Regions from separate parts of the Homo sapiens genome. Here all the other regions are linked to region 1. A link is a loop called in an ENCODE intact Hi-C map of the cell type or tissue named here. Cell type or tissue: HepG2. All regions are shown on one strand. Links, peaks and the distances in the headings refer to the core of each region. The heading gives the core; the rest is flanking DNA.

What was found. A loop is a pair of places that touch in the nucleus more often than their neighbours do. Peaks named below come from ENCODE experiments on the same cell type or tissue, not always from the same donor. Only the 100,000 strongest peaks of a DNase experiment are listed, where the experiment ranks them.
Region 2: a loop joins it to region 1, with 3 times the contacts of the local background. A loop is called at or near these places in 25 of 110 quality-filtered maps.
Region 3: it touches region 1 in a loop (25-fold over the local background); 9 of 110 quality-filtered maps call a loop at or near these places.

What each region holds. Positions count from the first base shown.
Region 1 is chr4:20,680,363-20,691,494 of GRCh38, forward strand. No RefSeq gene overlaps it. Among named protein-coding and RNA genes, the nearest start is that of PACRGL, 15 kb to the right of the region's middle. In HepG2, for the core only: a CTCF peak has its summit at 4,970 (motif pointing left); no DNase peak of the experiment used is centred there.
Region 2 is chr4:20,538,178-20,549,309 of GRCh38, forward strand. SLIT2 (slit guidance ligand 2) reads left to right here. Exons shown (of 37, transcript NM_004787.4): 19 at 1,264-1,407; 20 at 3,276-3,442; 21 at 4,317-4,449; 22 at 7,854-7,922; 23 at 10,311-10,382; 24 at 10,880-10,951. Among named protein-coding and RNA genes, the nearest start is that of MIR218-1, 15 kb to the left of the region's middle. In HepG2, for the core only: a CTCF peak has its summit at 6,671 (motif pointing left); no DNase peak of the experiment used is centred there.
Region 3 is chr4:20,389,226-20,400,357 of GRCh38, forward strand. The region is part of intron 4 of SLIT2 (slit guidance ligand 2); the gene reads left to right. It overlaps SLIT2-IT1 (SLIT2 intronic transcript 1), which reads left to right and starts at 2,964. Exons shown (of 4, transcript NR_037876.2): 1 at 2,964-3,038; 2 at 4,125-4,228; 3 at 4,341-4,434; 4 at 5,304-5,631. In HepG2, for the core only: a CTCF peak has its summit at 6,151 (motif pointing right); a DNase peak (open chromatin) is centred at 6,146.

The DNA of each region.
Region 1 (11,132 bases), core at 2,374-7,373:
GACTGCTTTATTTTCAGTGAGGTAAATATTCCTAGAGATTCTAATTATTTTGTGAGTATCTCTTCATTAGAGAAGAACAGTCCATGAATCACAAAGAAAATATTCTTGCTAATATTATTTAAAAGAAATCCTGTATTAAAAGAGTTTGCAAAGATGTAAACCTTGACAGACGAGCACTAGGTTGTCAGATTTAGCAAATAAAAATATAGGACATTCAGTTAAACTTGAATTTCAGATAAACCACAAGTTTTCAAGTACAAAGCTTTCCCATATATTGCATGAGAGATACTTTTGCTTAAAACCATGTGGTTTATCTGATATTTAAATTTAGCTGGACATCTCCGTGTTATCTGGCAAACTTCACAGGTATCCTCTGGGACACACTATCTTTAATGTCTTTAAACAACTGCAATTTTAGCAGCAAGTATGTGAAACCAACTAAATGTTCTTTTAATGACCATCTTTAATTATTTGATTAGAGGAGTTATAATTTAAAGATGATGAATATGGGTGAAAGCTCAAATGTGTTTACTAAAAAAGTTAGTAAGTATAGTTTGGAAAGAAGATGACACTGAGTAGTGACTCTGGGAATTGTGCCAGAAAAATTTATAACAGTTGTATAGTACTTTGTATTCCACTTGATGTATTAGATGGGATTGCTGCCATACACTGAGAAGAAAAATATACCTTGTGGATATTTTGGTAGCTAAGATGATAGAATGAACTTGTTCAAGGAAATGTGGGCGTAGAAGAGGAAGCTTAGGGTTGGAGTTCATCAGAATAGCAATTACCCAAGCAGGTCAATTTTTTAGGAAAATATATTTTGATAATTGAAGTCCAGGAGGAGATCACCTGGCTCATCCACAATGACCTTCAAAATGTAAATACCCAAGTGATTTATGTCATTTTTAAACTCTGTGTCTCCAGTTAATGGCTATTCTTTGGATTATTTGGGAGAAAAACAGCTGGTTCTTATAATTATTATTAGGGGATTTGGATCAATAGAAAGAAGACACTCTGTTCTTTTAAACATTTCTTATGCAACATCATATACAACCCACTGCCTGCCCTCACCCCTCCCCTGGCCCTCTGGCTATCATATTGCTCTCTGACTTTTAATCACAGACTCTGTCTGTATAACTCTACAAAAGTCCAGCCAAAGAGCCAAATATTTAGCCAGTCCTCCGGATATTCTGTTCTCAGCATTTCAAATATCATTTTGTTGAAAAACATCTGGGTCCTTGGCCATGACAAAAACAGTTGTATCTTTCTTCATCAAGGATACTTGGCCTTATATAGCCAGAGAAATAAATTAACAGGACCAAAAGATGCCTAAAAGTATCATCTGAGGAATCTCTTGTTTCTAAACAGTTAACATCGAAATCAGGGTTTCTTAATAGCAACAGCGGCATGGTTGACATTTTGGACTGGATGATTCCTGGTCATGGGGGGCTGTTCTGCACATGGATGGACATTTTGCAGCCTCCCTGCAAAATAGATGCCAGAGGGACATTTGCCTCCTAGTCGTGACGATGAAAGTGGTCTCCAGACATTGCCGGGGATAACAGTTGAGAACCACTAACCTAAAGTATCCAATTTCGATAGTCTTATCCAGTGCCAGCTAGCCTAGAAGGTACCTATAGAAGCTGAATTTAGTTTAGAGAGAGTAACAGAGTGCCAAGAATGGACATGGGATAGGACAGCGGAGAGCGGAAGCATAAAGCCGTAGAAATAACCAGAGCCAGCCGAGCGCGGTGGCTCCCACCTGTAATCCCAGCAATTTGGGAGGCTGAGGTGGGCGGATCACGAGGTCAAGAGATCAAGACCATTCTGGCCAACATGGTGAAACCCTGTCTCTACTAAAAGTACAAAAATTAGCCGAGTGTGGTGGTGTGCGCCTGTAGTCCCAGCTACTCGGGAGGCTGAGGTAGGAGAATCGCTCCACCCGGGAGGTGGAGATTGCAGTGAGCCGAGATCATGCCACTGCACTCCAGCCTGGTGACACAGCAAGACTCCATCTAAAAAAAAAAAAAAAACCATTTATTTCATTTGTTCATTCTACACCCATTCATTCATTCATTTGTTCTTTTGACAGATACATATTGAAGGCATACCTAATAGAAGAAACTGTTCTGAAGTCTGGGTATTCAACAAGAAAGAAAACACAAATTTTATGTTCTCATGGAGCTTATATTCAAATGGAGTGTGGGGGACTTGAATAAGAAGGCATCTAAAGTACCTAGTGTTCGCAGATGCTAAGATGAGAAGTAGTGCGAGAAAAAGAGAAAGGCTCATGAGGGAGGGTATTCCTCAGGGTCTGGTTAGGAAAACACCCAGCAATTTTAGGAGTAGAATGTTACAGAGGGAATGGGTTAACAAGGTATAGGAGGAACACAAAGGCTGCAAAAGTGAAAAGAGAATGCAGAGATAATACAGAGATAGTAGCTTCAGAAAGTTGCTGCCACTCCCTCCCAGGGCTGGGGGTACAAAGGCAACAGGATCAAGTTGTTAGAGCCTAGAAACTTAGTAAAGATTCTGGTGGCACTGGGATACAGACCACTGAGGAGGTGGAGATGGCCCTGCCTGCCATTGTTTGCGGCTATGGAACTGAAGTTAAAAGTCCTGGAGCAGCTGGGTGGCTGACCAACTGGGGATGGTATCTCTGAGGAACACGCTAAGACTGCTGCAGAAAGTTTGGAACACATCTGTTTACCGTAACCACCTGCTGAGCTGGCCTGACACCAGCAGGACCAGCAAGCCAACAAAAAGGAAGAAAATGTTCTCAGAAGCTCACCTACCTCCCAGTCTGCTTCCAGCACCCTATTGGCAGAGTTTATTAGGGAGTCAGCAGCATAGGGGAAATGCTGTCTACAGAGACCCAGGACCAGCATTACAAAGTAGAGTGTGAAAGGGAGGGTTGAGACTGAGAAACAGAGCTTCATAACCAGTGCTGGGAGGCTACTCTTTTATATAGGAGGCCCTTCAAGCCTACCCCACCCTGATTGGGAGAATGTCTGGGTCATTTTGCTCTGTGCATGAAAGTGCTTCAGGAGAATCATTCCCCACACCGTGAACTCCTTCATGGTGTGGGGGATATTATTTATCTTATCACAAAATGTGTATTAAGTGAATGAGTGAAATGATACCTTTGATATAATGCTTGTAGCATTAGTGACTTTTTCAGCTTGGGTAATTCTGATTGCTAGTGTGTGTATGTGTGTGTGTGTGTGTATGTGTGTGTGTGTGTACTTGTTCGACATTCAATCTGATTTTAATAAATATTAACTAGGTGCCCACTAAGTGCAGAGCTCTGCATCAGATGCTACATGAGACCTAAAAGAATTAAACCTTGTCCCTAAAGGACTTAGAATATCGATTCCTGTGTGTGCCATCTGGTGCATATCACTATTTTAAAAAGGTTTTTTTTTTTAATTTCTTGAGGTCTTTTGAATCCTATTCTTCTCTGTTTTTAAAGATATTAGCGATGCACGTCTCCTCCTACCCCACTTTAGTCCCCAGCTTTATCTCTTTTATGAACAAAATTAAATAGATTTCCTCCCAGAAGGAATCCTTTGGTAGAAATTGTATAAAGAGAGAAATTAACTCTTTCAGACTCCCAGGGTGCTATTGCTAAATGTTCTATAAAACTCCTTCCTCATTACTACCTGGAGAGAGACTTGGCATCCGGAAAATAGCATCCAATATGTATTCACTTATTTTCCTCCTTGTTATGTGATGGGGGAACATGAGTGCAACACACTGAAGATAAAGAAGGCTAAGGGATGCTTGTTCATAAATAAGAATAAGATAAGGGTATAGGCTGGGGGATTTTAGTCTCCCAACACACTTTGAAGGTTTGGCTCCTTAGATAGCCCGAGCATGGATTCCTGCCTTCTGCTCCTGCAGAAGGTGAAGGGGGTGGAGGCTGCTGTGACTAGGGCTATGACACTAACTTTGGCTGTTAATGGTGGCCTTCCTTAGCCTATCTCCAAGAATACGGATGCTAGTACAAGTCATGTGCTGTTAACCAAGTATTTTGCCCCTTTCCTTCTGAAGTGGCACTCTATTAAACAGTAATATTTTCTTCCCTTGTTGCTTAAAATAAATGTTTTTAAGGCCTATGAATACTTTGGTCAACATTAGTGGTTTTTCATACTTCCTTCTCTAGGTTTTTAGGGAGAAATGCCTACACTGTTCTTTGAATTGCTTCGTTATTATTATTCCCCAGATTTTCTCCATGTATTAAAGATCCTAAGAATTCTAAGCTCAGACTTTTGCCTCTGTAAATATATTTTTTAAATGGCTGCATAATATTACCCATGGACATGATTCCTAGCCATAGCTCTACTTTGCAGTCAGTCCATCCCCAAAAGACCATCATAGACCACACACTGAATGTTCTACATAGGTTGGGAAAATCTAATGTTAAATATAATACAAAGAGACAACCAGTGATAAAGTTTAAATCCTGAGTCTCCAAGCACATTTTCTTCGAGGGATTCCTTTTTCTTTAGTTTGAGGTAAAAGACTCCAGCAGAAACAACCTCTCTTGACATCCACAAGCCCTTCTAGTAGTGCTCCTGGGTGTGGGTGTCATGAAAATGCAGAGGGTCTCTTACATGTGGTCAAAAACGTTTCAAAGCAGCTCAGCAGATGTATTAGGCTGTAGTCATTCTCCTCTGCTTAGCATTTGGTCAAGATAAGCATTTCCAGTCAATGCTGATTGCATTTAGCCTGACCATGTTTTTGTACGTTTCAATGCTGATCCTATTTTCTCCTTTTAATCGTACAAATATATAACAATAAAGAAAATAATTTTGCTAGCAGTTGAATTACAAAATGTGTTCAACACTCCATTAATAAAATCTCTATCTTGTTCAACATCTCCAGTAAATAGCCTTTATATATTTCCTCTTTTCTATTTGCCAGCTGACAATAGAAAACATTAGCTGAGAGTTGAATGCGGGAAAGCAAAATAAGAGATAGTTATCCACTGCCATCTAGTGGCTAAAAACTTAAAATTCAACCAAAGTTTTTGGATCTTTTTCTTCTAAAATAGTGGAAAAATAAATATTGGAGCATATTTGCACATTTTAAAGGTCTTAATTCTTTTAAATTTTTGAATAAGAATCTGAACAGATAATAAACACATTAAAATTAAGTTTATTTTAACTCCATTACTCACATCTCAACAATAAGACAGGTAAGGTAGTTCATGTGGAGCAAAAAATGAAAGCAAGAATTGACAAGTATTGGGTTATCTTCCCAGGGAAGACAGCTAATGAGGAAGGTTTTACCCTAGCTTAGACCTTAATCAGAAAATTATAGATATCACTGAAGGAGCCAACTCGTTAATTTACCTTCATTGTGCTGTTTGGAGCTATCTTATTCCCAGCACTAATCTCTTTCTTTAAACCAACGTGGGGGCCAAAGACCAAAGTCAGCCAATGCCTCTTAGCAGAAAACAAGTATTTTAGAGATTCTAGCATTGAAAGTTAGAGTTTGGGAACACAGATTAACCTTTTTACAGAGTTTTGATATTGCTATTCAAGGCTGCCCTACTGGACAACTAGAATTTACCCCAAATACGGAGAAATCAAGTGTACTATTCTCTAGAGAAACAGAACCAATTGTGTGTGTGTGTGTGGGTGTGTGTGTGTGTATGTGTGTGTGTGTATGAGAGAGATATTTAAGAAATTGGCTCGTGTTTATGGAGGGTGCCATGTCCAAAATTTGCAGAGCAGAGCCTCAGAGCCAATGCTGCAGTTCAAGTCTGAACGCTGTCAGCAGCAGATTTCTCTCTTGCTTCAGGGAAGGTCATTCGTTTGTTCTATTCAGCCTTCAACTGACTGGGTGAAGATTACCCACCTTATGGAGGGCAATCTGCTTTACTCAAAGTCTACTGATGTAAATGTAAGTCCCACACCAAAGCAGCCTCACAAAAACATCCAGAATAATGATTAACCAAGTATCTAGGCACCATGGCCCAGCCAAGTTGACACATAAAATTAACCATCACACCAGGTGAAATGTACAAAGTGTGAAATGAAAGATTTGGGAGAATTTTTGAAAAGTTTCAAAATGTGCTTTATCATTCACCTGAATAAAATGATTGCTTTATGTCAGAGGTTCTAAACAGCACCTCTCTTTACCACTGACACTTCAAACACCATCAGAGGTACTTGATCATATGACCCAAGTGGTACAGCAGCTTGGACAGCAGTCTGGAGCTGTTGTAGAGCCTTCTCTTGCTCTGGGCCCCACTCAAAACTAGTAGCTTTTAGGGTCTCTCGGTAAATGGGCTATGATAACGCACCCAAGTGTCAAGTATGTTTTCTCCAACATCCAAAGAGGCCTACTAGGTGTTGTATCTCTTTTTTTGGTTGTAAGAGAGGACAGATGCAATGTGTCTTCACCTATCTCAACATGCCCTACACCACTGGATCCCTAGAAATTTGACTGCGGTGGAGGTACTTCAATTCTGGTCAGATTTATTTTCCACATTCTGACATGTAAATGTCTTCTCAATAAATATAGAGTAGTTGTTACTTCTTGCTCATTAGGTCCAATCATCATAATATCATCAGTGCAAATAACCAGTGTAACTCGTTATGGAAGGAAAAGACTATCTGACTCTCCATCAATTAAATTATGATGTATGGCAGGAGAGCTGATACACCCCTGAAGTGGGACAGTAAAGGTGTGTTGCTGGCTTTGTCAGATGAAAGCAAACTGCTTCACCTAGTCTTCACAAATGGGTATTGAGCATAAAAGCATTTGCCAGATCAATAGTTGCATACCAGGTACCAGGGAATGTGTTAATTTTCCCAAGCAATGAAACCACACCTGGTACAGTAGCTGTGACTGAAGTCACCACCTAGTTTAGCTTTATGAAAATCCACTGTGCTTCTCCCAGTTTTATCAATTTTCTACACTGGTCAAATAGGTGAGTTGAGTGGAAATGGGATGGCAGTTACCACTTCCATATAATTTAAGTGCTTGTTGTTGGCATTTATCACTGATACCCTTCTAGGCATGTGATGCTGCTTTTGACCTATTATTTTCCTAGGTAAAGATTGTTCTAGTGGTTTTCCCTTGGCCTTTTCTACTACTTTTTTTGCCCTCACTTCACAGGCCAGGGAATGAATGTGAAAATTCTGCCAGTTTCTGAGAATGTCTATTTAAATTATGCATCCCAGAAATGGGGAAATAATCACAGCATGGGTTCAGGGACTCACTGGAGCCACTGTGGGATAGATCTGAGCTAAAACTCCATTGATCACCTGACCTTCATAAGCCCCTATACCAACTGGTAGACCACAGTGACATTTTGGTCTCCTGGACCTAGTGCCAATGTTTGCCAACTCCTATGCTAAAAAAAAAAAAAAATCCAGGGTAGACACATTTGTTCCTTTAAATTATGATTCCTTGTTGCTTAAAGGCTAACATAAAATTATACCCATTTATGCCTTCTTTTTTATAAACTGTGTTTGACAGTCATCTGTCTTGCCCCATGACTTGCTCTGACCAGTGTGGCATTAGCAAACATGGCAAAAGAAGAGCTTGTGAAGGGCTTTAAGACATTGGTGCTCATCCTCTTGGAACATTCCTTCTTGGAAGGAGGCTGGACTACCCTTAGATCACCATGCTGTAAGGAAACCCAAGCTCATCATGTGAAGCATGGAAGGGCACTAAGACAAGTAGCTTTCAGCTAGATGCAGCCAAGTGAAAATCCCTAGCCAACGCTGTGTGGAAAGAAACCACATAGCAAGCTCAGCCCAAATTCCTGACCCATGGATCATGAAAAGTAATAAATCGCCATTGCTTTAAGCCACTAAGTTCTAGGGTGGTTTACTGTATGTAACAAGTAGATGAAACACGTTTTCTTTAGAGTTTTCCATATTAGTTTTCTAATCATTAGTTTTTCAACTGCTGTCTTAATTTTTCTTATCAATTCATTGTAGATTGTGGGCAAATTGTGGATACTTTCTGGGCTTCATTTGTCTGAACTTTGAAATAAGGGATCTCTGCTATTTGGCCCCTGAGTATATCTTTCAACTCTAAGAGATGAAGTATGGAAGGTAAATATTATTTTTAATACACATTGTTTTAGAACATATCAAGTAATTTATTTGGATGATATGTTTTCTTCATCTTTCCCTTTATAATAACTGGCTTTGAGAAACCATACAATTAACTTTATAAATTTCCAAATAGTTACAGGCTTTCTGTAATTAGGACTTACAATGGCATACTCAGTTATAAGAGAATTCCTTTTTACCATATGGGATAGGATAAGATAAGAAATACTCAAATGGAAAATATCTCTGATCAACCTCTTGAGTATTTTAAAACTTAAGCTACATAGTAAAGTGCTTTAAAACCCCACCATAAAAAACTAATTAAAATTCTTCTATCTGAATACAAAACTTCATGTTTGTGTTAAAAATTAAAACAATGCAGAAGTATAGAAAGAATAAAATTAATCTTTCCCCTGCTGTCTATTACACTCTTCAGAAGAAAGCGCTGTTTTAAACATTTCTCTAGACTCCTAGGTAGCACTAGATAGGTTAGATGCATTCATAGATAGACAAGTGGGGATGGATAGGGGCAGACACATGGATACTTAGGTAAATAGATATGTCTATATTTGTATGTTTATATATAAAAATATACATCTATTTTAGTTTAGTTTTAATTTGATTTACAAATAGAAGTCCAATCCATATGCATCACTCTACAACTTCCTTTTTTTCTCTCTTATTTATTTATTTATTTATTTATTTATTTATTTATTTATTATTTTTTTGAGACAGAGTCTTGCTCTGTCGCCCAGGCTGGAGTGCAGTGGCGCAATCTGGGCTCACTGCAAGCTCTGCCTCCCAGGTTCACGCCATTCTCCTGCCTCAGCCTCCTGAGTAGCTGGGACTACAGGCGCCCACCACCATGCCCAGCTAATTTTTTGTATTTTTAGTAGAGACAGGGTTTCACTGTGTTAGCCAGGATGGTCTCGATCTCCTGACCTCTTAATCCACCTGCCTCGGCCTCCCAAAGTGCTGGGATTACAGGCGTGAGCCACTGCAACGGGCCCTTTTTTTCTCTCTTAAAACAGATCGTGGACATCAATGAAACCAATACATTCATCTCTCATTTATTCTTTTTAATAGATGTGTAATGCTTAATAATTATCCAATTATTCTCCCTCTGATGGACATGAAAATTATTTCCTTTATTGCCTGTCTTAGTGAGCCCTACCAAAATAACATTGACTGGGTGGCTTACACACCAGAAATTCACATTCTCACAGTTCTGGAGGCTGGAAGTCTAAGATCAGGGGGCTAGCATGACCAAATCTTGGTAAGGGGGTCTCTTCCTGGCTTATAGAAGGCTACCTTCCTATTGTGTCCTCACTTAGCAGAGAGAGAGAGAGAGAGAGAGAGAGAGAGAACGAGAGAGCACACACACACAAACTCTAGTATCTTTTTGTATAAAAGCACTAATCCCATCATGGAAGCCTCACCCTCATAACCTAATCTCAATTATCTCCTAAGATCCCATCTTCAAATAACAACACATGAAAAAGTTTCGTTGCACAACAATGAGAAAATATTTAACACTACTGGACTGTATACTTCAAAATGGATCTCATTTGGTAAATTTTATGTTATGTGTTTGTGTTTTCTTACCATAATTTAAAAAAGAAAAAGTATGCATTTCAAGCTTGCCTTTATAGAAGATTCTCTTCTCTAGAACTGAACCTATGGATTGAGTTAGGTTCAAACCTATGGATTGAGTTACTGGAAAATAAATGACTGAAATTTAATTAACTTATTTCTTTCACATAACAAGAAGTCAGGAAGAGAAGTGCAGTTTAGAAGTGGTTTGACAGCGACATGAAGTCCAAGTGCCCCAGGTTCCTCTTGCATCGTCATTAGCATATGGCTTTTGTGTTTTTTGTCCACATTTACTCGCGCATTCTAAAATGGATAAGGAATGAAGCCACAAGAAAGTATAGCACTTGCATTATAAGAAAAAAAAAGCACTTTTTCATAAATCTGCAGCATACACTCATTTGTGATAGATCATGTGGCCAGACCTGTGTCACACTAACGACAATGGGAAGTATGTTTTTTATTTTTACTTTTAATATGTATGTATATATTTTATTGTGTTTCATAGCTAAGTCACTGCCCTGAACAAATTGGGTTTCTGTTAATAAGGAAGAAAAGGAGAACATATGTAGGCAACTGGCTATATTTGCATATTGATGAAATGAAAAATGTTTATTTCAAAGACTCAGATGATTATCATAGAATTAGCCTCACATAAACTTCATAATCATCCATTTTTCCTGTTTTTCCTCTACTCTTTTATTCTACTCCATGCTCTTCCTTATTCTGCAGGATCACTTTCTCCTCCTTAACAGCATGCACTTGGCACAAAGCCCTATTGACAGGAGCTCACACAAACTGACACTCATTAATGTTCTTACTGGACACAAATCTATGTCTCTTGGTTCAAATTAATCAAGTAAAAATCTGACTGGGTTGCTGGGAATGAATTGTGTGCCCAATTCTGGCCCAATCAGCTCACCGAATATCCACTTCTGACACCTCTTGCAGTTAGATTGGGGCATGTGACTAGCTCTGGTGAATGTCTGGGAGGCGGAAGTGATTTTGTGTTTCTCCTTTAATTTACCTTGGTATGCCCAGATGGTTTATGTTGGTTTCTTGACTAGAAAGAATTATATTCTTTAAAAACAAACGCAAGTTGTCTTTATAAATTTCTTATTCTAAAAAAAACTATTTAAATTTATCTATCATGTTATTTGATCACTCACTAATTACTCAAATATCAAAATCTGAAATAGAATTAAATTTTAGAAAAATTTGATTACTTTAAATTTTTGAAATTAACTGTTTAAAGTTCCATATACTATATTTTTTAATAACACCAACCCTGTGCATAAACCACATATCAATGAAGATAATATTTTGAGTGATTCCTTTGGTTTTTAAAAATAAACTTTTGTTTTTTGAGACTGAGTCCTGCTCTGTCACCAGGTTGGAGTGCAGTGGTGCGATCTTGGCTCACTGCAACCTCCGACTCCCTGGTTCAAGCGATGCTCCTGC
Region 2 (11,132 bases), core at 4,159-9,158, 140 kb before region 1:
TCTTGATCTCCTGACCTCGTGATCCGCCCGCCTCGGCCTCCCAAAGTCCTGGGATTACAGGCATGAGCCACTGGACCTGGCGCTCAAACTTGTCTTCAACTTCCCCCAGGGGCATGTGACTCCAGCAAGATTAAGACCCAGTGCTCTTCATCATTTATGACAAAGGAAAGCACTGATAGGAATGCTTTTCTGTAGTGCATTTGTTTTCTAACATAAAACGATCCCTTCATAAGGAGAGCATCATCTTATCTGTGACTTCGCAGAATGCAAACGTTTATATTTCTTATTTATTATAGGGCAACCTAGAATTTTAAAGTGACACTTTGTTTCTTTATTTTTACCTCTCTTTTTCACATTCTTCAATATTTTAGTAGCCAACTTATGTTTAGAAAAATTAAGGAATAATTTAATTTTTCAGGAATTCTGAATACGATTTATGGCAACTATTCATATACTCATAACTATTTTCACATGGGACTTTGAGCTTTTTGTTCAGTTTTTAAGCCAGACAAATAAATAATTAGCAAAGAATTGATAATTGAGCCAAAACTTTAGCAGTAACAAGGAAATGACAATAGTGTTAATCCTATAATGACAATGACTAAAAAAAAAAAAAAAAAGGTATTTTTTCATGGTAAACCTTTTAAAACTTTATTGTGGATATGGGATCTGTTACCGTTGCCTCTTTTTAAGTTCTCAATTTAAAACAATGAGCTAATTTTCATAAATAAAATTATTCGTGTAGTCTTTGTGGATATTCTGTCCATTTTGGCGCCCCTGGACCATGTTTGACATTGACTCAGTGTGTAAGTCCCTGAGATGCCCTCAGTTCTTCATCTGCAGTGGCTATTGATTCTTTTCTGCCTCCCTTCTGTTCAACCTCAAATGTAATACTACCCTGAATACACAAATCACAGGGCTCCGAGGACTCAGAGAGCTGTAGGTGAATTAGGACATTATGCAATCACGCAAACATAATTGTAGCATCAAAGGAAAACATTCTTCCCTCATCATGGGATTATAAATCCATGCCTAGACTCACCGTGCCTTTTGTAACTGAGATTAATCATTGGCAACTCAAAGCATTTTATTCTTGCAAGATATTCCCAGTATATATTCATAGCAATATCTAATAGCAAGAGAACATTTTTAAAAAGTAGTAATGAATGCTACATATTTGCAAGGATCATTTCGATCCTCAGATAGGCAAAATTGATTGCCTGATGCTTTGTCTCCATAACAATGTCCTTTTTTTCCCCTCAGGATGTTGAGAAGCAATCGAATAACCTGTGTGGGGAATGACAGTTTCATAGGACTCAGTTCTGTGCGTTTGCTTTCTTTGTATGATAATCAAATTACTACAGTTGCACCAGGGGCATTTGATACTCTCCATTCTTTATCTACTCTGTAAGTATGAAAAATAGCCCTTATGTATTACTTGAGCCATTTATTATATTTGTTAATGTATTTAATATATTATTAAGCATTTCATTAAAATGTGATCAAGGGTTTTAGGACTTAAAAAAGGACAAACTTGTTCACATCAAATTTATTTAAATTTTTTAAAAAATATTACCTACTATCTTAGATTAAATTTTAACAAAAAATTATAGTATTGTTCAGTGAATTATTTTTCATAGTGATATGATCAATAATGTAGCTTAATTCCAAATTTTAGAATTATTATAACTTGATAGTGCTGCATATAAAAGAAATGTTATAGATTTTTGCCAGTGTTCTCACATTGGAGTATTTTCAGTATAAGTATTATAAAAGGAGAATTGATAGAGTTATTGCCAACAAACTTGCTCAAAAGGATCAGCTGGGCACAGTGGCTCACGTCTGTAATTCCAGCACTTTGGGAGGTTGAGGCGGGCGGATTACTTGATCAAGGTCAGGCGTTCGAGACCAGCCTGGCCAACATGGCGAATCCCTGTGTTTACTAAAAATACAAAAAAAAATTAACCAGGCATGGTGACAGGTGCCTGTAGTCCCAGCTACTCGGGAGGGTGAGGCAGGAGAATTGCTTGAACTGGGGAGGCGGAGGTGGCAGTGATCCAAGATCGCATCACTGCACTCCAGCCTGTATGACAGAGCGAGACTCCATCTCAAGGAAAAAAAAAAAAAGAATCATTTGAAATGACAGTAGATATATTAGGATGACCAGATCAAAAATAAAAGCTGTTTACTAGAGGGGGTCTACTATGATATTAGCAAAATATTGAAGAAATAGGTTGAGCTGATCCAAGAGAATATTTTTTGTAGACAGCTTAAAAATAAAGAGTATTTGTAGGCCTATAGACAGAATTCAAGAAAAGTAAATAAATAAATAAATAAAATTTAAAAGTAAAAAAAGCCACACACCTCCAAACAATGTATTTCAGGTCTCTTATATGTCAGTATCTAAAAAGCAGCATTTGAAATTATTAATTATCTAACTGATAAGATTTCTCAGTAACGGTGGCATGCAAATCTACTAATCTAACTTAAAAGGAGGGGAATAAAGATAGAGAAAAAAGTTCATAGCTCAAGTCAGTGAAGAAATAATTTGAGAGAAGCATCCATCCATCAGGAAAGTACTTAATCCTCTTTTTGCATAAAATGTGACATTTTACATCGAGTGGCTAATTTGCACATATTAAAGATGGCATGTTTATAAATAATGAGATTGTCAATAGGTTTATGCTGAAGTGGTGAGATGCCAGAAGTATTGAAATTTGTAGAAGTAAATTCATTTTTATAACTGGCATTTAATCAACTCAGCTGTCAGTTTAGATGGGAAACCTATTCTCTAGAGCAAATAAGAGATGGAAATCTTGAGATGACAAATTAATGAATTAGCTGTTGTCAGGTTAAACTCAATAATATAAGGTAATCAGCCTTCATCTTTATATTAAATTACTGCATTATCAGTGCGAAGTTTGACAGCAAGTCAGATTTCTGACAAGTTTAAATTATTTCTAAATGAAATATCTATCAGGATCCACTGTATAAACCCCAAATTCTACCTTACCTTATTTTTTGCATGAAATCATGTGAAGAATTACCTTATGTAAAAGTGTTGTTACTGCTTAAGTTCCAAGCATAAATATTTTATCAAAAAAAAAATGCATCTCATATACTGCATGTGATTCTGAGTAAGAATGGGGACAGGGAATGCAAAGAAGAAGGAATCATTCCAGCGGAAATAGCGTGGAGAAGGGTAGCTGGGGTTTAGAGAAGGAAGAAGATGAAACCCCAGGCTAAACTGTGCATCGTTTGCCTGTGGCTCTTAGAAACCTCTTGGCCAATCCTTTTAACTGTAACTGCTACCTGGCTTGGTTGGGAGAGTGGCTGAGAAAGAAGAGAATTGTCACGGGAAATCCTAGATGTCAAAAACCATACTTCCTGAAAGAAATACCCATCCAGGATGTGGCCATTCAGGACTTCACTTGTGATGACGGTAAGAAATACTTATCAACTCTTTGATTGTCAGGCATTCACATGCCTGTTCTGATGCAGCTTTGCACAAATCTACAGCATAGTTCAGCTCAGCAAATAATGATCGTGTATCTTTTGCTTTGTCGTTTGGGTTTTGTTTTAGTGCCAGGACACTTACTTTCTTAGACTTGCCTTCCACATTTGAGTCTACTTGATGTGCATTTCTGAATGTTTTAGATTTTCTAGTTTCCAACTTGTGGTTGGTCTTACTTATATAGCTTCATTTTAACTTTTCTTTATTACCCTAGGCATGTTTTTTAGTACCTACCATTTTCAAAGGAGAAAAGAAATTAACTTACAGAAGTTTTAGTAAATCTGACAAAAATACTAGTTGTCACTTTTTAATGCTCTTTCTATATCATCACATTTGATTCTCATATAGCCCTATCAGGTACATAGAACAAGTTCTATTATTATTGCCAATGAACAGAGAGCTAATTTGAGCTTTATAAATGAGGAACCTAAACTTTTAAGTTAATATATTCCCTTATGTCTCTTCATATCTGTTTCCGTGCCGTTTCTCTGTAATTCACTTTGCATTTACATATTGTAATTAAAAATATAATTTGTACAAATAACTATTTTCCATTGTATTGGTAATTGTAATTACAGTTTACAAATTGCAAGCCATTTTCCAGAATTCTTCCCTAGGCAGTCTGAAAACAGTGCTATATAGAACTTACGGTATCAATTAGTAAATACTGAATGTCCCGCAAATAAATGATTATGTAGCTTAAGACTCTTGTGTTTGTTAAGTTAATTTAAAGGCATAAAATCCCTTCTAGCACCTTCAAGACCACAAATCTTGGTTTTCCTGTATTTCCTCTGCGATTTAGGAAATGATGACAATAGTTGCTCCCCACTTTCTCGCTGTCCTACTGAATGTACTTGCTTGGATACAGTCGTCCGATGTAGCAACAAGGGTTTGAAGGTCTTGCCGAAAGGTATTCCAAGAGATGTCACAGAGTTGTAAGTAGAGCTTGTCTTTCTTTTCTTTTCTTTTTCCTTGATGATAAATGTTTCATACACCCAGAGGAATGGACAAAAATCTTTACAATCTTCTTTACAAATCATATTCTAAGGCCAGTTAATTATTATCCTGTAAAATGGTAAATAAGTAATGCAAAAGCTACTTTAGAGGCCCTTGGGAATTGCTGTGTGTGTGTGTGTGTGTGTGTGTGTGTGTGTGTGTGTGTGTGTGTGTGCGCTATAAGATTTCTCAGTGCCTTTACTATGCTAAAGTGTACTATGACTCTTCAAGAAACAATGGTAAAATATAAGGTATCTTTCACATTTATTTGTTCCTATACCCCTTTTCTCATGGAGCATCTTACAAGACTAATGGCCCATGGAATGCACTTTGGGAAATGCTTTATATTTCATTTACTTACAGTCTAGGATATTCTGTACAGGAAACTTTTTTTTTTACCTCTGTGACCCCTAGGAGAAAATTTTACCACATGGGATAAATAACTATCTGGTATATGGAAGAAACTAGCATAATCTCTTCCCTTAAGAAGAGATGCTGCTTTTGGAGGCTTGAATCAAAGTCCTTTAGATCCTAAAGGGTATGGGACCAATTATCCTTGACATTTTCATAACTGATATTTAACCACAAATTATATGGCCAGGATATACACATCTCGACCTTCTTCTGCACTGCCCACGCTCCCTTGGCTGCCTCATGCTACAGTTGCAGAATGGAATTCATTAGAGAATATGCTGCCAGAATAATGATGCTTCCATGCCCCATTCATTCCATTCCTTTGTCTCTAAACTGTCATATTCTGGATATGCTTGTTCTGAATACAATTGAGTCACTTTGCCTGTTTATTTTTTATCTATGTGGAACTATGGATCAATAATGATTTAAACCCAAATGTAATTTATGCAGATGTGTATCAGTTATTTGTGCAGATGCACACACATATTCCAAATGAGCAGGTTTGACAAACTTTTGACAGTGTGCAACATAGGTAATGAGGTTCAAGGGCATGTCATTTCAATTTTTAAGGATCTTATTTTCAAATCACATGCAATTCTTTAAACCCTAAGTTTGATCCTGAATAGAACACTTAGAGGAAAAAGGCACAAACTTAGCACATGTGCTTAGAACACGGCTCTTAGATTTGAACTGCTGTTAAGTGCTTAGGTCCTCTCTCACTACCAATCACATTGGTTAATCAACTGGAAGGACTATTTTATATGTATATGTGTGTAATTAAATATTTAATTCTTATAGTAATGTTTTTTATTTCAGAAGATCACATAGGGATATTCCGAAACCCTCCTCTGTGGGAAAGCTAGATGCCTATAGAATATTCTGTGTCCACAGGATGGGGAACATCACACACCGGGGCCTGTCTTGGTGTGGGGGGATGGGGGAGGGATAGCATTAGGAGAAATACCTAATGTAAATGGCAAGTTAGTGGGTGCAGCAAACCAGCATGGCACATGTATACATACGTAACAAACCTGCATGTTGTGCACATGTACCCTAGAATTTAAAGTATAGTAAAAAAATAAAATATAAAGCAGAGATAGTTAAAATAAAAAATAAAAAAAGAATATTCTGTGTCCAAAGCATTAATTTTAGGAGTACACCAATGAAGAACTTACACTCAGACCACCTTTGATGCTAAATCCCTTCTTCTACAATTTTAACTGGACTATGTATTGGTCACTTTACTCTATTCCCATTAAATAACTTTAAACATTTCTTACTAAGCTCCATTGGACATCCTGCTTGGTGCATACCCTGTGCTATCTACAGCATATTTCAACTATTCAAAAAGTTGAATTTTCAATCTATTTTACTACAAATTATTAAAAAGTAGTCTTTTTTTCCAAAGAAAGTTTGTCATAGAGATGAGAAAAATATTAGCTTATCTGTTTTGAATTCAAGTTTTACCCCCTGGAGAGCTTATTCTTGTAACCTTACCAAGTCAGCAGAATCCTTCTTAGCAGTAACATATATGCATGTATTAGAAGAATTTCATATGTGTATTACATTAAATAATTAAAGACTTTGGCAAAAATTAGTATTATTGGTGGACTAGTTTTAACAAATGGTATCCATTATTTTTAATCAGTTCCATATAACTTCCGCCTTAGATTATTTTACATATAAACATTCATAGCGCACATTCTGAATCTTGACCTTCTGCTGTGTTTTCTGGAATAAAGGGAGAGTGCTGAACTATATAGGGTGATGCTTCCCTCTAGTGGTATCAAGAAAAACTTAGGTAGAGGAAAGAAAAAAATGGAGAGGGGTCGAAGAAGAAATATCAAGTCAGAAAATTTAGGTAGACATGATGAGTCATAACATAGACCCAATTATTTATCAAACATTAATTATATTTTCTGATAACTGGTGCCTTTTATATCATTGTTTTTATTTTGAAATATTGGGAATAAATTATCATCTTAGACAACTTCTCAGCTATTTCTATATCCAGAAAAAATACCAACTTCAACCTGGAATCTTGAAATGGACCACAACATTGGGGTAGGAACGGCCACATGTTTAATGTCCCAGAAGTGTCTGTGGGCACATGTATAGCCAGATGGCCCCAGTTTCTGAATGACATTTGCACCCTTCACCATCTACGTTCTAGGAAAAACAGCCTTGGAAGGAGATGAAATTTATTTTCCTTATTGTGACATAATAGATATAACTTCAGGCATTCGATTATCTCTCTGTCCTGCCAGTTAGCCCAAAACCTATTTTCTGATTATTCTTCTGACTCTAATAAGAAGGGAAAGTTTACTTATATATGGTTATTTGATTATTGCTGTTACATATATATATATATATATATTTATACACTTCATCAATTTATATTCTATAAAATCTCCTAATGTTATCATCACCAAGAAGATATATGCTGGTTACAACTATTTTTAAACTTAAACCTAATATGTTCAAATCCGCAAATATGCCTTTAATGTGTCCATTGTTATTCACTAAGTGTATTGACACATATTAAGGCAGCAATGAGTGGTCTTGGCCACAGCAGCAAGGTTTTGTTACTAGTTAATGAATTTCATGGTATTGTGTCCACATAAACACAAGCAAACTGAAGGCTGACTAAAAGTACGGTTAATTGAATGAATCTCCTTGCTTGCACACAGATGGCTAAATGCTGGGCTTGCCTTGTTAGATAAACCACAAAGAACTGGACTCGTGGACAACTCTGCTTTTTTTTTTTCTTTACTTCTCTTAAATAATAATCCATGCTTGGAACACGACATCTTAAAGCAAAAATTGCCAAGGGGTTCCTTGCCTCAGTTAAGAGTGAAGTACTGTTTACTTATTTTATTCAAGGCCACCATTACTTTGTAAGAAGATAATATTGTTCCATTGTTTTTAGGTATCTGGATGGAAACCAATTTACACTGGTTCCCAAGGAACTCTCCAACTACAAACATTTAACACTTATGTGAGTAACATATTGCACTTTTCTTTGACTTACTCTATTTCCAGAAAATGGGGATGGCAAGGGACAGAAGATTTAGTGAACCTTCCAGATAATACAAATCATTCACAGTTAGATGCTTCCCTCCTTGCTCATTGCGGTTCTGGACCCCTGGCTACATCTTCATTGAATATCGATCAGGCGATGGAGTGTCTTAGCAAGAGGTCCTCCTCTATTCAAAAAAGCACAAATACAACGAAGTCTGAGTAGTCAGAGAATTATGAAAATGTATAAACCTGCAGATTTTTATTGATAATGAATATGGGTTATTTTATGACAAACTAAGGAAGGAAAGATAGAAAACGATGCCTTTATTCTTGACTTTAAGCGAAAGATGGTAGGTGGTAATGACTTTCCCAAAAATGTAAATGTAGTTTATTATGTTTGTTTCTTATACAAAGCATTGTTAAATAAGTTATGGGTTTCCAGTATTAAAATGTATTTTAGAAAATCCATATATATTCATGTAGTGTTTAAGTAAACTTGACAAAGATACTAACATTTTGAGTATAAATTTCAAAATTTTGATTTTTTAGCTTAAAATAACATCTCTTTTTTTATTAATGTAAACAACCTTTGACAACCCTTAAGTTGTAAATACAAGAAGATATTTAAATATACAAACATTTGATCTAGTTACATGCACAATGTTTAAAAATTGATATAATCTTTTACATATAATACTATACTTTTAAAGTAGCCTTATTGGTAATTGAGAAAACTTTTCAGAACACAAAAAATCAGGAAAAAGATAGTAGATATTAATAGAAAGTACCGTATCATTTGTTTAAGTCTATCTAATTTTAGAGTAAATATTACTAGCGTAAGAAGCAGATTACTGGTTAACGAATTAGAAGGTTTATTTCTAAGTGAATTCTACAAACCTAAGTAGCAAAAAATATTACATGCCCCAATGTAAACTAGGTACATTGAAGCTAGTTAAAATTGCTGCTGATCACTTTCCTTGAAAGTATGGGTAAATCAAACACTTTATAGAAAGTAAATAGGAGTATTTAAATGACAAATGATTAAACAATGGAAAAAGATATCCTCTAAGATGTCTTGTTCTGCTTCTAGTTATTTATTTGATAGCAGCAAGAACTGATTACATACATTTTGTTCTGTTAAATAAACCATTAAATTGCTGCAATTTCCAAAGGGTCACTTTAGCAGAATTGGGTCATTTGTGGGACAGCATGTGATTACTTTCAAGCCAGCTCGAAATGACAAATGAGGATTTGTGGATCCAAAAATGGTTTTACTAGTGACTCATGATACAACTCTAGGCAAGTTACTTCTGCTAATACAGATACTTTTATTTTTAAAATTTAGGAATAGTTCTTCAGCAGTTAAAAATATGAGTATAAAGCTCCTCTCAGATTCTTAACATTTTCACAATTTCATGGGTCCATTTTACTGACATTTTGATATTTTAATAAAGGAATAGATTATCCTCGGTTTTTCTGAATCTTCCATTTATTCATATATTTTGCATTTTGCTTCAGAAAAAAATTAGTGAATATATTTAGTTATTATAAATGGTGAATATATATTAGTATTACATATTGTATATATATTTTAATATATTTTTTACATATATAGTGTGTGTATATATACACTATATATATAATGAGAATAAGATCAAGTTCATGAAATGTAAATTACGACCCATAGTACAAACTATACATATAAGTAGCCATTTAACATTGGTAAAAATTCAACGTCTCTCCCATTTACTTAACATTCATTAAACAAATATTTATTGAGGACCTACTGTGTGACCATGACTCAGCCAGGGGCAGGAGCACAGACGTTTTTATTGATGACATTTTGAATGTAATTAATCAGGGGTTCTTTCAGTGATCAAATTTGAGTCTGTGTATCAGTGAACATATGTATCAATGAGGGTAAAGTATGTGTATCTGATAGGACTTTTGAAGATAAGGGTTTATTTCCCACCGGCAAAATTTTGTCTATCGCAAGTCACCTCCAAGGAAGCTCCCTGTAAAATATCAAAAGCCTTATGGAGATGGGCGCAGAGGGATAAGGGCAAATAAACTCTGCTCTGAAGCTGCTGCTTTGAAGTGAACCAACCCCTTGCACGTACACTACATTGGCTAAAGCAATGCATATATATATAATCACTCCTAATTTCAAAACAGTGAGGTGTAAATAATCATGAATAACATTGCAATCTACTCCAGTGGGTCGTTCACTGTTTTATTGTTTTCAGATAACAGCTGAATGCTAACAATACTGCTATGACTATAAGAAGACCCTTCTCCTTCTAAGAATCACTAATATTTTCATTTCTGTGGTTAATAGTGTACTCCATTTCTTTTTCTCTTTTAGAGACTTAAGTAACAACAGAATAAGCACGCTTTCTAATCAGAGCTTCAGCAACATGACCCAGCTCCTCACCTTGTGAGTGTGAAAGTGTGGTACTGAGTATTCATTAATTCAATGGACAAAAGGCAGTCTCTAGATGCTGGACATTGCTATTGAACAAGACAGTCTCTACCCTCAAGGAATGTTTCTATTGGGAGAAACAGACAAAACCACGATACGTGAACAATGTAGACATTAGGAAAAGTATTGCGTTCTATTAAAAAAAACAAAGAATAATTTGTGTTTGTGGGGGGCTTAGGGGAGATCCCTAAGATAGGGAAAATCCACCTTAGGGAAGGGACGGCTGACGCACCAAAGTTGGGCAGGAGTAGGCAGCGGGAAGCATTCTAGGTTGTATTTAGGAAATAAGTATGTTGTGTTAGGGAGACAACACACAAAAAATAACAATATATTGTGTGTTAACACTATCAGTTAATAAGATGCTTTAATAAGCCTTAACTGCTTTATTTTTGGAAGTATTTGGCCATTTTTGGATTTCTGAATAAAACAAATTGACATATGTATGCTTTCAGAATTCTTAGTTACAACCGTCTGAGATGTATTCCTCCTCGCACCTTTGATGGATTAAAGTCTCTTCGATTACTGTAAGCATCTTGTGTTCAACAGAATATCTCTTTTCTCAGAGATCTGAGTTTGGGGTTGTCTTTTTAAGGATGTAACTGCTTTGTTGATTCTTGGTGCTTGAAGATACATGCATTAGGATTTATTATAAATTAGGAAATAGAAAAATCATTTCTTACAGTATCATTGTCCAACAGCTTTGCT
Region 3 (11,132 bases), core at 3,035-8,034, 290 kb before region 1:
ATAGGGTATTATTATCATCAATATATTATTGTAATTATTATTATTGAAGAACTAGCATATCATTATAAAAATGCAACAGAAACAGGCAAATAACATCTAAATATTATTATGAAAATAGTTTTGAACTTGCAGATATCCAGGAATTCCCAGACTCCACTTTGAGGACTGCTACGCCAGGAGTTGTTCTTTCTGACATGATAACTAGATAGAGTGGCTATCTCTTCTGGAGTGAACACAACGTGTGGCAGAGTTCCCAGCTAATGTATAATGGGACATTTAAAGAGAGTGAGAAATTAAGTTGTTATGTGTTTTTTTTTTTAACCACCGAGATTTTGAGAGTGTTTTGTGGCTACAGAATAATCTAGTTTTTCCTTTTATAGTTTCCAAAACAAAAATGCAAAGGGCCAGACACTCACTTTTTTGAAGCTTTAGCAACCAGAGGTGAGCATAAGACTTATCTGCAGCCAATTACATACTCCTATCTGGTACTTTGAATGAGGAGCAGATGTGAAGAGGAGGTACAGATGAGAGTTTATTCTAGTAGTTGTGGTAGCTGTAGAAACACCCAGGTACCAGTGGCAGCAAAGTCAGTTATCATTAGCAATGGAGGCTCTATTGCCAGACATGTATTAATGTCTGATATTTGACAAAACAAGTATCTTCTCTTAGTTCTTATCTGCTTGTGACCTTGGTTTTCCAATCATCCGATAAATACTCTCCTTGCTTACATTATCCAGCTTTCTATTCTTTGCATCTAAGAATCTCAGCTAGCTTTGTGCAGTCCGATAAATGAGGTTTTGCTCTATAAGAAGTTAAAATTCAGAACTCTCCAGGGGTCTCCAGACTTCTTTGATCATAGTCCGTATCAAGAAAGAATGTGTACATGTAACTCCAATATATTTCTCTGCTAGAGACTTGGATCACTTTTATAGGTCAGACAAGTCTTGCTGCATCAGAATACCTTATTCTAAAATGTAACCTCACTATTCTAATTAAATGCAAAGTCAGCTGTCTGATGGAAATGTAAAATATTGTATATAAGTAATATACAAAAAAAATTGCCGTGCATTGAATAATTGACACTATTGATTTTGCTTCACCAATAAGCATCTTAAAATATAAATTACAAACATGCGTGAGGCAAGTACTATCACAGAATTTTCAAGACTGATGCTTTGCAGTGGATGATAGGAAAAATAATACAGAGATAACATTAGGATGCAAGCTGTATAGGCTTTGATATTTTCTGACAGAGGGGTTCTGGGGCATGGAGTGAGTTCCTAAAACCACTAGTAGTTTGAGTTGAAACGTCATTTGAAAAAGACATCACAAAGTTCCTATGGCACTGTCGGCCTGCTGCATTGAAGAATGACTAGTTTCCTTTTTTGTTGTATTCTTCATTTAGAAGTAGTGCTGCTTTAATTGGCATTTTAGGATTAAAATTTATTAAAAGGAGTATGATTAAATGTAAAAGAAAATATCAACACATTATTTTTCAAAGTCATTATTTTCAACATTTTAGAAAAAGATCTTATTTTTTTTTTTTAAAAAAAAATATATATATACTAAGACAATTAGACTTCCCCAAATACCATAAAACAGACCTTTGGTTTTTTACTTCATTGTAAATTACTGAAATTCATTACTTAATTGTATGCTATGAAATTCTTTGAAAGTTCATGATTACTTTCAAGTTAAATTTCAAGTTCATTGGAAAAAATACACAAAGTATCTGAATGCATAATCTTACATAATTTTTTCCAGAATTTTAATTTTACGGTGCCCATAAATAATCCACTTAAAGATGGAAAACATACTGTGCTTCAGGGAAGTATGCATACAAGTTGCTTTTATCATAAATATCTATTTGACTCTAAAGGCCAAAGAGCCTTTTTGTAAAAACGGTTAGAATTGTCGGGGTAAATCCTTTTACCTATGTAAATTACAGAACTTGTTGCAGAATAATGTATATGTTTCTCCAGGCTTCTCTGGTGGGTGATAACCTGATAGTTTTTAAAAGTGCATCAGCCACAATGCACATAACCCATCTCAAAAGCATCTTGATATTCCTGATGCATGAAATAACTGTTTTGAATGACTGGCAAAGTGTATGAGATGGAGATACAACAGTCAGGGAAATACACACGAACAGAAACCACCAAGAGGACTGCCAGCAATTTCATTGCACCAAGTGTTTATTCAACTGTGGAAAGATCATATTTGGCATAGAAAGTACATTCTTTACAGAAGCTGACTATATTGTTCAACAGATAATTTGCCTTTATGGCTGATCCATTTAGACTTAAGCTGGAATTTTCATGACACAATTCATTTGCTGAAAGCATATTGTTGAAAATGTGAATACTTTGAAGTGCCAGGTTAAAAACATGTTTTAGCACGATTTCTGATTCAACCATACAATACTGGATGGTGGAATAGTTGAGTAAATGATTGGCGACCTGGTTATCTTTCTGAGTTGTAGGTTCTGATGGTTCCTGACTTGACTTATGTTGTCAGAAGAAGTTTCTGAATGAGATTATTTAAAAAGATAGAGTTAGTAAAGATGGCTTGATATCTATATGGTTCTTTTCTTTGTTTTGAAGACAACGTAGTCTTCTTTTGAAAAAAAGTCCTCAAAATGGATATCATTGATAGTACTAGTGTGCCATCTTCTAGAGGAAGAAACCAAGTACTAGGTAAGAGGAGAATGTGGGATTCTCAACGATACCAGAGATCACTCATCAGTTCAGTGCAGAGTACTATACCTATGCTCTTCAGGAGAAATTGATAGTATGCCAGTTGTTAGCATGAGAGAATTTTATATACGGTAATATGACACTTAACGATGGAGATACATTCTGAGAAATGCATCACTAGGCGATTTTGTCATTGTGTGACATCATAGAGGGTACTTACACAAACCTAGATGGAATAGCCCACTCTACACCTAGGCTATATGGAATAGCCTATTGCTCCTAGGCTTCAAACCCATACAGCATGGCACTATATGGAATACTGTAGGCAATTTTAACACAATGGTAAGTATTTATGTATCTGAACATACCGAAATATAGAAAAGGTACAGTGAAAATATGGTGTAAAAGATTTTTTTAAAAAGGTACACCTGTATAGGGTGCTTACCATGAATGAGGCTTGGAGGACTGGAAATTGCATCGTTCATTGAATGAGTGAGTGATGAGTGAATGTGAAGGCCTAGGACATTACTGTACACTGCTGTAGACTTCATAAATATTATATACTTAGGCTACACTGAATTTATTTACAGTTATTTTTCTGCAATAATAAATTAACTCTAGCATACTGTAACTTTTACTTTACAAACTTTTTAATCATTTATAATTTTTGACTCAAGATAACACAGCTTAAAACACAAGTACATTGTACAGCTGTATAAAATGTTTTTCTTTCTTTATATCTTTATAAGTGCTTTTCTATTTTTAATGTTTTTTCTTACTTTTTAAAATTTTGTTAAAAACTAGAACACAAACACATATATTAGCCTAGCCCTACACAGGATCATCAATATCACTGTCTTCTCCCTCCATATCTTGTCCAGCTGGAATGTCTTCAGAAGCGATAACACACAAAGAGCTGTCATCTAGGATAACAATGCCTTCTTCTAGAGTACCTCCTGAAGAACCTGCTTGAGGCCATGTTACAGTTAACTTTTTTTATTAGTAGGAGTACATGCTAAAATAATGATAAATAGTATAGTATAGTAAATACATACACCGTACTGTAAGTACATAATATTAGGTGCTAGATTTTTATATCACTGGTGGCACAGTAGGTTTGTTTACACCAGCATCACCACAGACACTTAAGTAACGCATTACACTAAGACGTCACAATGACTACCACATCACGGGGTGACGGGAATTTTTCAGGTCCATTATAATCTTATAGGACCATCATTGTATATGCGATCCATTATTGACTGAGACGTCTTTATATGGCTCATAACTGTATGATAATTAAAGATACATATGAGAACTTTCTTGCTGATACCGTTTGGATTTCTTCTGATCTCTTCCATTTTGAGAGCCTATGAAGCAGCAAATAGAAGCCTAATTACATTTCTGTTCTCCTCCCATTCCCCCCAGAATCCTGACCCTTGGGAATGGGATCTGGAGCCAGTGGGAAGCATTCTCCGAATATGATAATGTGGTTATCTTCTGACGAGTGCTGGCATTATCACTTGTTGCTAGTGAGCATTTTTTAATAAATAATTTTTGCTCTTGAATCTTAGAAATCTTTAATATCTTTAAAACCTTGACTAATTGATTTTTATCATATGTTCACCCTCTTGGTTGATTTAGAAAAAACACCAGGCTTGTTCTGAGGTTCACCCGACTCCACTGCATGTATTACGTGCATGTGTACCTTGGAATGGAAAATACATGACTAAGCCCTGTAAGTTATGAGCTTTCCAGACACTATAATTCAGGCTGGCATGCTTTCATTTTGTCCCTTCTTTCATTCTTTTCTTTCTGCAAGAGCTTCCTACATAAGAGGATGAAGCCATTGTCATTTTATAGACTTTGAAAGCTTATGCTCATCACTGAAAATTCATGGCTTGTCAAGCTGAACTGCGTGGGTTGTTTTGCCTTGTGAGCCACGTGCATTAACACTGGCTGTATTGGTGATCACAGAGACTGAGGGCAGCATCTTTATTGGGATAGCCAGCAGTGCTGAATCAATCACGTCCTGTTGTGGTTGGATCTGTATGCAGATTGTCTTTGCACAGCATGACTTAATAAAAGCTGGCCATGGTGGTATTTTATTATAATTATGATGACTTAGTTGCATTAGCATCAGCCTCAATCACACAGTAAAAGAATATTTGGTGGCTGAACTAGGAAGTGTGAGAACCTCCATCATTTGACTACTTCAGATGGTGTATTCATGATCCTTGAATTAAAATCAGGCAGGTAAAAGGGTTTTCAATGAAAAAAAAACATGAAAAAGGAGTTTGAAAATATATAACTACTAAGGAAAGGAAAATAAAGCCTTGAAAATTGGTATCGCATAAGCTTACGTGGTATCATTTTGTCGTTTAAAAAAATGTGTCTCTCAGTCTTTACTTAGAAATATGTATGGAACTTTATTTAAAAGTTTCCCTTAAATGTGAACTTATGTAAAATCCTTGTTTAGAGTCTTTGTTAGGCTACCATTTCAGAATAATAAGATTTTACCCCCATGCATGTGATCCAAAGCATTACACCTCTCCAAGCCACCTACTAATCTTGTCTATTCAAATGGGATTTTTTTTTTCTAAATAGGAGACAACTCTGCACTGTATCCTGCTATTCTTCCAACTGCAGGACCTCATGGAGCGAGAGATCCAAACCTTTCTGAAGTACTTTACCTTCTACCTTTTTCATGCTACTCAGGATTGAATCAATTGGAAGCCAACAAAGCCATTCTGTGTTACTGTGCCTCCTGACTGTCAGCACGCTGCACTGTGCATTTAGATAATTCTGCCAGAAGGCATTTTTATAAAAACAGCTTTCAAAATCTATTCTTGAAAAGACATTTGTATACTCATTATGCCATTCTATCATTTATCCATAGGGAGTTCTGTAAATAAAACACTGAGGTCTAATACTATAGTAGCTGATGGCAGTAATCTTGAACAGAGTAATTTCTTTTTCTTTATTTATCTCGATAGTGCACAGCTGGTTATGAAAAAATAATCACAAGGCTTTGTTGTTGGTGGTGGTGGCTGCCTTTTTTGGACAGTAAGCCGTGATGACTCAGAGTCTCTGGTAGAAATAATTGCTTTTTATTTTTTGCATACACCTGTCCCAAACCTCTTTTACTCTAAGATAAACAAGATGGAAATAGATTTACCTTAAATAGATGACCATCCACATATTGCCATTTTAATTACATAATTATGATTTATCTATATCTTCTAAACGTTAAGCATTTGTGAGTGGGTGTTTTGCTATATGACAGAATTAGAAGGTAAATCCTGGGCCGAGATGTGAAGGACGAGCAGAGCTTTGTTGCCCTCTCCCAGCATAAGGAGGAATACACACAGAGATTTGGAGTATGGAAAGGAATGTGGTTAGGGAAATTTAACTTCTTCAGATGGCTGTTTTGTCAGGTACCTGCAGGGGGCAGAGTTGCTGAAGGTTCAAATGCATAGGCAGGAACCTGATTGAGGGCATGGAACAAAGGATATGGATTTTATTCAATAGGATTAGGGACCATTGAGGTATTTTCTTCAGGAGGTATATGATGTGATATAATTTACCTATTTTGAAGAGTGTTCCAGCAACAGTATGGAGGAGAGCTATTATTTAATTATCTTTCCTGGTCAGTTTAAATAATCATAGCATCATTGGCTGAAGTGCAAATAAATAGTATACCAAAAAAGCATTGGGCAAAATGCAAATAAAATACATTACCTTTATAAATAGCTACATGCTAGCTCTTAACACAGATCATTATTTTTTAAAATTTAAACCACTCAACTGATCTCATATAGACCAATCTTTAGCTGTTAAAAATATGAATGTTACAAGCTAACCCCTAACTTATACCTTTATTAAAACACAAGTATTGAAAATTTTAAAAGAAAACTAACAGTAACAAAGACACACATTTTTTCAAGCAATTTATTATGTGATGCTGACATTTTTGAGAGACCTTAGACAATGATTTTTATTTACTAATGTTAAACATTACAAAGTAAAATTAATATAAGTAAAATAGTATTTTTAAAAGGTAGATCACAAGAATATACTATTAGTAGTAAATATTTAAAAGTACCCCCCCAAACTACATTTCATTACTATATTCTGTCATCCAGGTACATACCTTGGAAATGTTTTGGCACAGAGTATATAATAACAAAAACAAAATTGGATAATGGCATTGTTCTACCTTTATATCTCTGATTTTTTAACACAGCAGAATTTAATAAATGCTATGTGTCTGCATATAAATGTATGTGTGTATGTATTTAACAAACACCATGTAGGCCTTATTATGTGCAAGATACTGTCATCAGCACTTTTTTTCAGTTATTCTCATATATTTAAAAGAATAAATGAAGGCACAAATGAAAATAAAGAAGATATGGTAATCATATAGCTCATTAATGTTCAGATATTTTTCTCCACTACCACAAGACTGATCACTTTGTTGTCTGAATTGCCATGCTGTCTACAGACCCCTCATCTAGTTACAAAACTGGATGAAATGCTTTATGCTTGGTTGTTTTCATATACTTGTCATATAATTCTGTTTCTGGGTGTTGTTATTACCAGAAAGGTTGATAATTTGCAAAATAAGTACAGATAAGTGAAAAGAGTTCTTTTAAAAACCTAATCTTTTTTCTTATACCCCAGGGAGAGGCAGGGCTAGAGAAAGAGCAATTCAGGGTCCTCTGAGTGTTCTCTTCATTGCGATACTCATAGAATTAACTGTGCTTTTTTCTCTTTTCTGGATTTTGTATATTGTATGACTGACAAAACCACCCCTATTTATCTCTTTTTTTTTACCCCTTTGTGTATGCATATGTGGTTTTTTTTGTTCTCATATATATGAGAACATATTTCATATATATTTAAATATTTAAATATATACATCTAAAGATATACATATTAAATATACACACCTAATATATAAATACATAAATTATATTTATATTTGTAAATTTATATAAATTTTACTCATGGTAAATATATGATTATCATTCAATCAAAATATGGAATATTAAATGATTAATTTACGCATATATTTCCATAATATTAGTCATCTAATTATATATTACTCTTTGTTAAAACTTAAAAGGCCTGGAATTAAATCCTGGCTTGATGTATGCATGAAGTGATTAATTAATTCATTTATTAGTTAAACTCATATTTTCTGAAGACTTGTTTCATGCTAGTGGGAGCCCCCAGAGTATCACAAGTTTAGTGGGTAAGACACCCTGTGTATTAAGAATTATTCAAGTGCTCTTGTGCAGGGACCTACCTAACTAACTTTCACAAAATCATTCAAATAATCTAAAGTTCATTGTCTTTGTTTCCCTTTGATAAAGTGAGGATAACAGTATTTGTCCTACTACCTAGGAACAGAGTTCTAATGCTAATTAAATAGGATAACAGATACTACAAAGCACTTCCTAAGCCTGAAAGTGCTGTGTTGTATAAATGATTTAGTAGTTCACTGCTTCTCAAAGCTGATTATCTACTAGTTTGTTCTGCATAAGAAACTGAAGGCTGCTTCCCTGGAGTTTCTTCCAGGGAATGCTGCGTTGTTTTCATGGGGTAAACCACACACATCTTCCTTTTCTTCTACAATTTTGCAAGGCAGTTATAAATTGTCATAATCTTCTCTGTCAAGATGAGCATTTCAGGTGTATATACCTGTTTTATACATAATATAGTTTTAAATATCTTGCAGTTGCCAATAATATCCTCTGATTATTCCTGTTTTAATTTTTTAAATTGAGACTATTTTTAGAGCAGTTTACATTTACAGAAAAATAGAACAGTAAGTGCAGAGAGCTCCCATATACCCACTGTCCTCCCACACACGGCTTCAAGTTTGTTTTTTAATCACATGTGGTTGTCGGAATTGTACACATTATCCCAGATGTGATCTAGAACTAACTTTCTGTGATGCTAAGTAGAGGGAGAAGTCAAAGATGATACCCATGGTGTGCAGTGCCATTGGGATGTCAGTCATTTACTCATTTCAGTCTCCAGGAAAAAGTACAGACGAGTGAGTAGAGAATGATTTCAGTTTTTATATATTATGTTTGAGGCATCTGTGAGATACCCATGAAGTCAGGTACATGAGGTACCTAGTGTGAGATTGTGGCTCTCAGGAAAGAAAGCTCTTAACAGATGAAGTGATGGTGGAGTTATTAGTGCAAAGACAGCTGAGATCCCTGAAAAGTGGGGTTGAGCAAGAGAACAAAGAGGACCCAAGAGAGGGCATAGAAAAAACTGAAGGAACAACAGAAGATGGAGATGTTTCAAGAAAAATCAGAGTTGTATTTGTTTGGTTTGGTTCTCTGCAGAGGCAAAATGAGGAAAAGGGTCTTTGCATTTGATTTGGCCTTACTGGCTTCAGTGGTCTTAGCAGAGCATTAACATCACAGACTGAAGCTGGTTCGAGAGTCCTGAGACATCAAGAAATAGAGACAGTTGCTACAAGTGAGTTCAGAATTTGGAATTTGAAAAAGAGAACAGAGTTATCCGTGTTTGCAAATAGCACTGAAAATCAGGAAGTTAGAAGTTAACTTTATGGCCAGAATTTTGGAGGATGTTTTATCTACTTTCAGCTGGACTCTCTTTTATCATCGCAGGTTTCTTCTTGGCACTTTCCTCGCTAGCTGCCAGACAACATGCTCTGATTTTTACTCAGTCATGTATTGTTTTTGTCTCCCCAATACTAGTAGAAATAAACATCCCATCCATGTTTATATTGATTCTAGGTTTTAATTTTTCTGTTTGAATGTATATTTCATTTGCTTATGTGTGGATTATAGTGTCATTTATCAATTATAATTTCCATTAATTCTGGAATATTTAATTATATTTTGTTAACATTTGTGATATATTTTAACTCTGTATTTAGCTCCGTCAATAATGTCTATCCTTTCGACAATACAAAATTCTAATGATATTATAAATTCATGCAGTTATACTTCAAATTAATTGGACATTTAACCCATGAAAAACCTATATATAAGACAGTCATTGAATTCAAAATACAGAACATTCAATAAAGCGTTAGTTTTAGGATGCTACAAGTGTACGATGATACAAGCGTACTTTGTGGTATTCAAGCAATCTTGTAAAACATGCCAAGCAGCTTAAATGAGCCTACTAAAATAAAAAATATTAAATATGGTAAAAAAATTATTTAAAAAATTATTTATATCAAATGTTGCACTAATGGGGTAAGTAAAACTTTATTCTTTTATGCTATGGCTGGATTATAAAATAATAGTAGCATAATATAATTTTTCACAATTATAATTTATATAAGAAAAATATTTTGTTCAAGTTACAGAAGAATTTTAATTGAGATAATATTACAATAAAAGTGCCTATACCACAGTCTTAAGTCTAGAACCAGTCAGGGTTTCAATCCAGGCTTTGTCATTTAGGAGCTGTGTGTCCCTGGGCGAACCATAAACTCTCTGATCCTCAGTTTCTGCATTTATATAATAGGGCTAATAATGGTAACTACTTCATAGGTATTTGTGAATTTTAATTACGTTAATATATGTAAAGTGATCGGAATAATAATTGAATATGCATTACTTGAATCTAATCTCTCCCCTATTTTTGTTTATTGACTCAGTCTACAAGTGTTCCTTGAGTACCTAATGCATATCAATCATTATAATATGGTCTTAATACTTAAAATGGTTGCAGGTGTACCCTTGAGAAAGCTCACAGTCTGGTAGGTAAGAGTTATATCAAACAATTAATTGCTACAAGGAAAAAGTTACAGTGATATTACACTATGTAAGAGGGTGTCTCTCCTAGAACTTTATCACACAAAAACCACCCTTACTGAAGAGCTATAGTAAACTGAGACCAAAGTATGAAGGTTTTAGCCACCTGAGAGGGATAAGTTCCAGGGAATGTCCCAGGTAGACAGTAGAGTGTCTGAGCATTCAGAAGATGCATCAGAAGATGATGGATGAGGATAATGTTGTTAAAGATAAATGCACTGACTGAAGAGAAATACAGGTGTGATGTGAGGCAGGAGATGGAAAAGAGAATGATCTCATAGAACCCAGAGTTCCTGTTAAGGATAGTAACTTATGTACCCTAAATCATTTTGGTTTTGTTATTGTTCTCCTACTATCATAAAGGTGACATTATTAGATTTGTATCTTTTAATGGAGGGGGACTTTCTACTTTATTGTGTGAATTTGGCTTAATGAGCATATGTATAAATCCTATAAGTCTTATTATGATGGTTATTCTGACTGATATGGTCAGAGTATGATATGGGGAAGATTAATTGAATGGTAAAAGTGGGTGTGGAGAAATGAGGAGGCAATTTAGTAATATAGAAGAGGGATTTTTAGCATCCTGGCATAGAAGGATGGCCATAGAAATGAAGAA